Regions from separate parts of the Homo sapiens genome. Here all the other regions are linked to region 3. Evidence: chromatin contacts called from ENCODE Hi-C data. All regions are on one chromosome and are shown on one strand. Each heading gives the region's core, a stretch centred on a gene start or an enhancer-like site at or near the end of the contact. The rest is flanking DNA. Distances are from core to core; before and after follow the strand shown. Region 1 holds the start of PPM1F (protein phosphatase, Mg2+/Mn2+ dependent 1F). Region 2 holds the start of RTL10 (retrotransposon Gag like 10). Region 3 holds the start of PI4KA (phosphatidylinositol 4-kinase alpha).

The links. A loop is a pair of places that touch in the nucleus more often than their neighbours do. Pooled maps may share reads with other maps.
Region 1: a pooled map shows a loop between it and region 3 (9-fold over the local background). The contact joins the promoter of PPM1F here to the promoter of PI4KA in region 3. A Hi-C loop is called at or near these places in 5 of 50 pooled maps.
Region 2: a map with no recorded cell type shows a loop between it and region 3 (14-fold over the local background). The contact joins the promoter of RTL10 here to the promoter of PI4KA in region 3. A Hi-C loop is called at or near these places in 2 of 37 single-sample maps with no recorded cell type and 8 of 50 pooled maps.

Annotation. Positions count from the first base shown.
Region 1 is chr22:21,951,589-21,954,288 of GRCh38, forward strand. It overlaps PPM1F (protein phosphatase, Mg2+/Mn2+ dependent 1F), which reads right to left and starts at 1,260. Exons shown (of 8, transcript NM_014634.4): 1 at 1,204-1,260. RefSeq lists enhancers at 413-482, 529-1,049 and a silencer at 1,043-1,452.
Region 2 is chr22:19,853,498-19,856,197 of GRCh38, forward strand. It overlaps RTL10 (retrotransposon Gag like 10), which reads right to left and starts at 1,377. Exons shown (of 3, transcript NM_024627.6): 1 at 1,163-1,377; 2 at 946-1,042. It overlaps GNB1L (G protein subunit beta 1 like), which reads right to left and starts at 1,377. Exons shown (of 8, transcript NM_053004.3): 1 at 1,323-1,377; 2 at 946-1,042. LOC124905080 (a long non-coding RNA gene) reads left to right here and starts at 1,475. Exons shown (of 2, transcript XR_007068005.1): 1 at 1,475-2,215. RefSeq lists enhancers at 1-485, 1,908-2,387.
Region 3 is chr22:20,857,548-20,860,247 of GRCh38, forward strand. PI4KA (phosphatidylinositol 4-kinase alpha) reads right to left here and starts at 1,264. Exons shown (of 55, transcript NM_058004.4): 1 at 1,023-1,264. The coding sequence starts at 1,178. It overlaps SNAP29 (synaptosome associated protein 29), which reads left to right and starts at 1,460. Exons shown (of 5, transcript NM_004782.4): 1 at 1,460-1,800. The coding sequence starts at 1,564. RefSeq lists silencers at 873-922, 943-1,702 and an enhancer at 1,382-2,191.

The DNA of each region.
Region 1 (2,700 bases), core at 10-2,509, 1.1 Mb after region 3:
TGCCTGCCTCGGCCTCCCAAAGTGCTGGGATTACAGGTATGAGCCACCGCGCCCGGCCTTCAGGGGGTATCTTAAAGGAATTCCACAAATGAACTTGTGTAGAGGTTCATGGCTTTCAGAAATGCATTCGTTTTGTTTACCTCTCACAACTACGCTGAGAAGTACATACTGTCAGGCTACACTGCAGATGAAGAAATAGGTTATAGGAGGGCAAGCACCCATTTAAGGTCTCACACAGGTGAAAGGGCAAAGCGAACTCAATCAAGGTCTCTGGATGCCCAATGCCTTTGGTATTTCCACCTCGCGTGCAGGAGGAAAAGAGCGAAATTTGACAACAGAAGAGACTGGAGATGGCCTCAGAGTGCTGGCCGGCCCCACTTTCTATCCCCCGTGGTGAGAGCTCAGCTGGGCCCAGAGAACTTGTCCCGGGGAATGCCACCACGACATGTGTGACTCTGTCCCGCAGGGTGGAAGGCTTCGAAGGAGCCCGCCACCATGCAGTGGGCCTCACTGTGTGTCAAGCGCTGTGCCGAAATCCCTGCAGCCGGAGCCAGTTCTTCCTGTTGTACAGACAGGTTCAGGGGCTTGCCTGACCGAACCCAGCGGCAATGTGCCCGGCCTCCGCGCCTGAGGCTCTGGCTCACAGACCTGTGGCTGAAGCAGCTGCAGCCCGAGCACTTGTGCAGCTGACGCTCGCTTCACGGACGCTTGGGAGGCCGCGGAGCCGGGGGCCATCAGGCAGACTGGGCCCCTGAAGGTGCAGGGACTGGGGGGATATGGGGCAACGTGCCGGCCCAGAGGCTCCTGGGGGGTGGGGAGAGGCCAAATCTCGGAAAATGGGGCGCGTCCCCCTCAGCACCCGATTCTGCCTCATAGCCCTCGGTCCCTACCAGGCCCTCGGCTCGGCCACACCCCCGCCTGCCCCCCAGTTCTGCCCCCTTGGCTCCCCAGCCCCCCAACTCCCAGCCTCGGGTTCCTCATGTCCGCAGCGGCCCCTCTTGCTCCTCGGCCCCCCGCACTGCACCCCCGCACCCTTTCGGTGCACCCATGTGAGCCTCGTCTCGGCCTCCTTGCCTCCCCAGCCCTCTGATTCCACCCCTCCGGTTCCTCGGTCCCATTTCACCCCTGTGCGCCTTGGGCGCTCGCCTGACCCTCGTCCCAGCCCCGTCAGCCCTCTAATCCCGTCCCCCCCGGCCTCCTCACCCCTGGTCTCCGCGGGCCTCAGCTGTCTCCTCGCGGCTCCGTGTCCCGCAAGCTGCTGCCGGCCGGCCCCGCCCACTTCCCGTCCCTGGCCGCCGCGGGCGCCGCGGGCGCCGCGCAGGCGCAGTCGGGCCTCCAGGCTGGCGGGGCCGGACCTCTGCTGCCCCCTGGCGGCTACGTGGACGGTGACTGCGGCCCTTTAGTGGTAGGCGAACTGCGGCTCCACCTGGGCTCCGGAGCCGCCCCAGTCACCAGCCTCTTGCTTCTCTTCTGCAGCTTTGGGTGGGCGGCTGGATGGGGAAAGCAATCCCTAGGTCACAGCGCCCAGAAATTAAGCAACTTCTGCCGTCAATAGCTGGTAAGTGACAGAGCAGGGATGCAAACCCAGACTGCCCAGGCAGGCTCATCCGTCCGGGAAGGAGGCACAGTCCCAGGCTCATTATGAGTTGTTTGTTTCCACAAACGTTGAGGCTTTTGTTATCTTTCCGTTCTGGAGGTCAGAAGTCCACTTAGCCTCAGTGGGCGAAGATCCAGGGATCGCCAGAATGCGTTCCTTTCTGAGGATTCTAGGGGAGAAACTGTTCCCCTGCCTTTTCCAGCTCCTAAGGGCTCCCTGCATACCTTGGCTCGTGGCCCCTTCCTACAGCCTCGAAGCCAGCAATGGCCAGTTGAGCCTTTCTCACACTGCCACCTCTGGTTCCCTCCTCTGCTTCCTTCTGCTACTTCTAAAGACCCTCCTGATGCCATTGGGCCCACCCAGATAGTCCAGCATCATCTCTCTAAATCAGTTGATTAGCAACCTTAATTCCCCTTTGCCCCTTATTATTATTATTATTTTTTTTTGACACGGAGTCTCACCCTGTCACCCAGGCTGTACTGCAGTGGCATGACCTCGACTCACTGCAACCTCTGCCTCCCTGGTTCAAGCGATTTTCCTGCCTCAGCCTCCCGAGTAGCTGGGACTGCAGGCACGCACCACCATGCCCGGCTAATTTTTTTTGTATTTTTAGTAGAGATGGGGTTTCACCATGTTGGTCAGGCTGGTCTCAAACTCCTGACCTCAAATGATCTGCCTGCCTCGGCCTCCCAAAGTGCTGGGATTACAGTACAGGCGTGAGCCACTATGCCGGGTCTGCCATGTAATCTAACACAGGCACAGGTATAGGACATGAACATCTCTGAAGGGCCATTTTTCTGCCAACACAGAGGCTCTTGAAAATATTCTTTTTCTCTCTTTTTAGAGACAAGCTCCTTCTCTGGTGCCCACACTGGAGTGCAGTGGCATGATCACAGCTCACTGCAGCCTCAAACTCCTGGGCTCAAGTGACCCTCCCCTCCTGCCTCAGCCTTCCTAGTGTCTGGGAACACAGGCAAGCACCACCACGCCCAGCTGATTAAAAAAAATTTGTAGAGACAGGGTCTCTATGTTGCCCAGGCTGGTCTTGAACTCTTGGGCTCAAGTGATCCTCCTGCCTCAGCCTTCCCAAGTGCTGGGATTAT
Region 2 (2,700 bases), core at 127-2,626, 1.0 Mb before region 3:
ACTCTCTGCTTCACCCCACACACAAACGCCACCGGCTCACTGGGAGCACAAGGCCTGCACACACCTTCATCCCACATCTCCTATCTGCTGGCCATCCCCCCTCAGGGTGAGTTCCTCCAGGTACCTCCCAGGGTGGCCTGCAGCACTAGAACCTGCCAGGGCCACTGGCCCTACCTCCACCACCCAAACACTCTGGAATCCCTCAGGTCTGACCCCCCTCTGGGGGGGGGGTCTTCACCTGAAAGCCCAGCCCATGACCCTGGCTTCCCACCTTACTGCAGGATTATACTAAGGCCTGGACGTGAGTCGAGTCCAGTCCAGTCCCTCACTGAGCTCTAAAAAAGCAGTGACCCCGATCCAGGGCCCAGCTCCCACCACCAGCCAAGGTTAGGTATCCAGGTTGCCCACAATGACCACACCCCATGCCCGGGAGCCACAGTGTGCTACCCAGATCTCTGCCTTCCCTTCTTCCCAGTCCCCTACCCTGCCCACTCACCTGCGCACCTGTGTCCCCTGCAGTCTGGGAGAAGGCTTCCCTGCACCAGCCAGCCAGGCCTGCTTTGGGCCTGAGCCTTCCTAACCCTGGGCCGCACTCTCACCATTTTGAGAACCTTAGCCCTCCCACGCCTATCAGTCTGTTGGTCCCCCTACTTTTCTCCCCACACTGCCTGGCATAGAAGACTTTCGGCCCTTCTAGACTGGACAGCACTATCCTAAAGGGGCAGGTACCACGGCGCATGTGTGTTTGCCCCCACAAGGCCAAAGGCAGCACCTGGAACGCTGGAGCCGTTCTCTGCTCTGGGGAGACCCAGGAGCCCCAAGAACAAAACCTGCCCAAAGCCTTAAAGCAAGCTGAGTGCAGACGACTGCACCGCCCGCCCCCCAGCAACCGCCATGCAGGAAATACGAGCTCACAAGGCCCACGGCAACAAGAAGCCCACCCACCTGAGGCTACGCGAATCGCCCGCGAAGAGGGTCCTGGGATCCGTAGCCACAGACCGTGGGACGGGCCTCCCTCTGAGGGCGAGAGTCCAGGCGCCACCTAGAAAGTGGAGAACGAGATCGGCCGCCGTGAGGCCAGGCAAGGAGCGGGCGCGGCTTCCCGAGACTGCGAGAACGGCCCAAATGTCTCCAGGTGCCCCCACAAACCCCCGGCGCGGACCGAGAAACTGAGGCCCGCAGACCGAAGGCACTGCGACCCAGGCTGGGGCTCCGAGTGCCCCTCTGCGGATCAGAAGTCGGGAAAAGACGCAGGGGCGCAGCTCCAGGCCCGCGTGCACGGAGTTCAAGCCGGCCGCCCGGGCTCCCGCCTCCACACTGACCCTCTTGCCGGAGTCGGGAACGCCTGCTCCTAGGAGCGCCGCGCAGCGTCCAGAGACCGATTACATCGCGCAGCCACGCCCCCAGCGTGCGCGCGGCCGCCGTGTACGACCCGGCGCATGCTCCCGGCACGCTCCACGCGCTCCTCCCATCCAGGCCGCGCCTGCGCTGTATGCCGTGTGGCCGCTACCTCGCAGGCTCTCCCGGTCCCTGCTGGCGCGGCAGTGCCGCGCGGTGGGTGATGGGAGAGCGCGCCCATTCCCACGCCGCGCCAAGTGCCACGGGATCAGGTGGGGCCGCGTGTACAGGCGCGAGACGGTCGGGCCAAAGCTGCCCCTCATGATCCCCAGCGGACGGTGCCCGGCGGTCCCTCAGATCCGGGAAATCTGCACCCGGCTGTGGCGTAGACCGAGGGGCCGATGCTGCTTCAGCCCGCCGTTACTGCCCTGGCGTCAGCCAGACACTGGGGTGCTGCTGGGCGTCGAGAGGGCTGCTGCGGGGCCGGGCTAAGCCTGGGGGGCTGCAGGTGTCGGGGTGGATGTGGGCATAGCGGGGCTGCTGGGCCTCGTGAGCGCCCTGGAACGGCGTGCCCGCGGAGTGCCTCTCATCACTCATTGCCAGTGCGGGGAACCTTGTTAGGGCCCGGTTCGACGTAGCTGCAGGCTGGGCGCCAGAGGCAGGGGGCAGGCAGTCCGAGAGGACCCTCTACCTGCATACCTGGGGGCTGCAGGCAGGGCCTCTGGGCCTCCTTGTTGTGGATATAATTGTGTGCTTCCCGACTCAGGCCGAGGCTGGACCCGGAGACGACAGCGAGGGCAGGCTACCAAGCCCTCCCCACAGGGCCGTGCCCAGCCCAAGCCTGCCGAGTCAGCACCCAGATCCTGGGACAAGATAGGTGAGGATGAAGTGGTGGTGCTCTTCTCACTTGCACAAGCCGTCCCACGCCACCTCTCCTCGGCTTCACGGTGCCTAGAGAAGAGGTGGGAGAGGGTGCAGGCGCCCCAGCTCAGGATCTGATGCCTGTGGGCCAAGGACCTGGATGCAAGCCAGGAGTCCTTGGGGCCACGGGCAGGCAGCCGGATTCACCGGAAAGTGACGCTTCTCAAGGGGAACACACACGTAACACACCAGCTCCCTTTCTGCCCTGGTCCAGTGACTCCTTTCATGAAAGCTCTCTGAAATGTTATCTGCATTTACACCCAAACTCACTCACTTTGATCCCTGAAACGCGAATCAAAGGTCACATTGTACCTTCCCTGGGTCTGTGGGGCTTTCAGCAGCCTGGGCCAAAAATAATAAAAGTGGCACCGAGCCAGGAAACGCCTCCTTGAAGTGGGAATGAAATTTGGATTTTTTTCGGTTGTATCTTTCCTAATTGAC
Region 3 (2,700 bases), core at 14-2,513:
AGTGGGAAAATAATTCCATCCTTTCAGAGCTAAACACTGTGCTGAGTCTCATCGCACACGGGTGGGCAAAGAAAGTTGACATTTACTGCTCACCCACTCTGTGCCTTGACCTGTGCAAGATGCTTTATGCTAGAACTCATTTAATTCTCAAGAACAACCTCATTTTACAGATAAGGATACAGAGGCTCTAAGAGTTAAATTTACCCAAGAGGACATGGTAAGTAAGTGCCAGTGCAGGGAACAAATTCAGGTCCCACTCTAAAATCTGTCTCTTTCCAGATCTCAAGGCACACCACTGAGTTGCCTTTCACCTTTCTCCCAAGATGAGGATTGCTCTGGCATGACTTCACCTTTCTCTTCTGAAGCAATTCCAAGTTCACTTCTCTGCCCACTGACAGTTCACTCTCCTTTCCCTGCCACTGTCCCTTCTGCAAACGCACAATCTTTTACCCAACCTAACGCCCCCAGCCTCGTAGAATAACACTGCGCAGTTGGTTTACAGTCACAAAGCACTTTCAAGACAGTGTTTCGTCTCCTGGTCACCACAGTCCGGTGAAGCCGGCAAAGCAGATAAAAGCATCCCCATTTTACAAGAAAGCCATCTTCCCAAGGTCGCGGAATAAAAAGCAGGTGAAATCGGAAGCAGAACCCCAGGTCTTGACCCCTGGTCCTCGGCTCATCCCACTGCTCCGCACAGCCGCCCACGATCCAGCCTCCACCTCCGCGATGTCACAAGATGCTCCCTGGGCCAGCAGCTCACATCCCCCACCCCCATCCCACAACCACCCACCTGCAGCGGCCCTGCAGGCCCCGCCGACCCTTCCCCCACGGTCCCTCTCTCTTCACCAGCCCCTCCCACTAGGGCCTCCTTCCCCCGCTAGATCCCTCCGCTCAGGCGCCCCCTCCCGCACAGGCTGCCGGCGAGCCCAGCCTCGGCCTCCCACAGACCCTCGTCCCGCCTCCACGCTTCGTCACCCCAGCCCCTCCTCCTGTCAGCCCGCGGCCCAGCCCGCCGACGTTACCTTCTCCAAGGATGCTGGTCTCTGCACCGCCAGGGAGCGGGCCAGTGACAGGACCGTGTTGAAATAGAAGCCCCGCGAGGCGCTGGAGCCGGAGCCGGAGCAGCCGCCGCCGCCTCCGCCTCCGCCTCCGCCTCCCCGGGCCGGGGCCGCCGCCATCACCTCACGAGCCGCGGCGCTGCCCGCCGGCTCCCCGCTCCTGGCCCGCGAGCGCCCGACCTCAGGGCGCAGGCGTAGGTGCATCCGGCTTTCCCGCCACGTGACCTCTCAGTTGCTGACACTAGATAGGGCGTGGCTGCGGGGCGGGCCCACCGCTGCAGGGGAGAGAGGGGATGGACAGTAGGCTGCGGTTGCGCGCGCCGGATGTGGGCCCCCCCCAGCCGACCTGCGCGATGGTCGGCTCCGAGGGCGGGGCCACCTGCGCGCGACGCGCGGAAGGAGTTCGCGCGACGACCGCGGGGTCGGCGGGCGGGGCGAGGCCCTGGACGGCGGCGGCAGTGGGGCTCCTCCTTCTGTTTCCCAGACCGAGAGCCGCGCCGGCACCATGTCAGCTTACCCTAAAAGCTACAATCCGTTCGACGACGACGGGGAGGACGAAGGCGCCCGGCCGGCCCCTTGGAGGGACGCCCGAGACCTCCCCGACGGGCCCGACGCGCCCGCGGACAGGCAGCAGTACTTGCGGCAGGAGGTCCTCCGCAGGGCTGAGGCCACGGCCGCCAGCACCAGCAGGTCCCTGGCCCTCATGTACGAGTCCGAGAAGGTTGGGGTCGCCTCTTCCGAGGTGAGCCTGGGGCAGGGCTGGTGTGGACTCGCCGGTCTCTGTGCTGTCAAACGGAGACGAGAAATGTTTTGCTCACAATCTTTTGAGAATTCTCAAGTTGCCTAGCATAGATTCTTGCACCTTAGTGACTCGATGGTGGTAACAATCTGTTAACTATGTAAAGGTATGTGCATCTGGAGTACTTGAAGAGGGCAGTTTACCCCAGAAATCTTCCTTAGCTATTAGTCTGCTTCGTTGATTTTTTTTTTCTTACGCCTAGCTCACGGGGAAACGCCAGATTATTTTCTGTCCAGGTGAGTAAAAATTCTGAACAGCAGGTCCTAGGTTTGGGAAATGGAGAGTCCGTTTCTTCGACATTATTTCCTGTGCAAAATCTGGCACAGGGTTTTGGCCATTCCTTCCGGAGTGAGCCAGAAAGAGAGGACTATGTGCCTGCGAGTGTCAGGTGATACCCTGAAGCATCAGGGCAGGTGGTCCACGAGTTCTTCCCGCATCATTGACATCTCCACCTAACCAACCAATAGAGGTATTGAAGTCCCTTCAGCCCAGACAGCTGCCTAGTTGACCAAAGCCTGGGTTTGATTGAGTCCAGGGTCTTACCTTTACTTCCCAAATCCTAGACAAATAGTGTGCGGGTTAAGAGTTTGTTGCTCCAACTCATCTTCATCAGTTCTTCCCATCCTTAGATTTCAGAGAGTAGTACCTTCAATAACAATTATTCTGGCCGAGCGCAGTGACTCACGCCTGTAATCCCAGCACTTTGGGAGGCCTAGGCGTCGGATCGCCTGAGCTCAGGAGTTCGAGACCCGCCTGGGCAACATGGTGAAACCCTGTCTCCACTAAAATTAAAAAAAAAAAAAAACTAGCCGGGTGTGGCGGTGCGCCTGTAGTCGCAGCTAC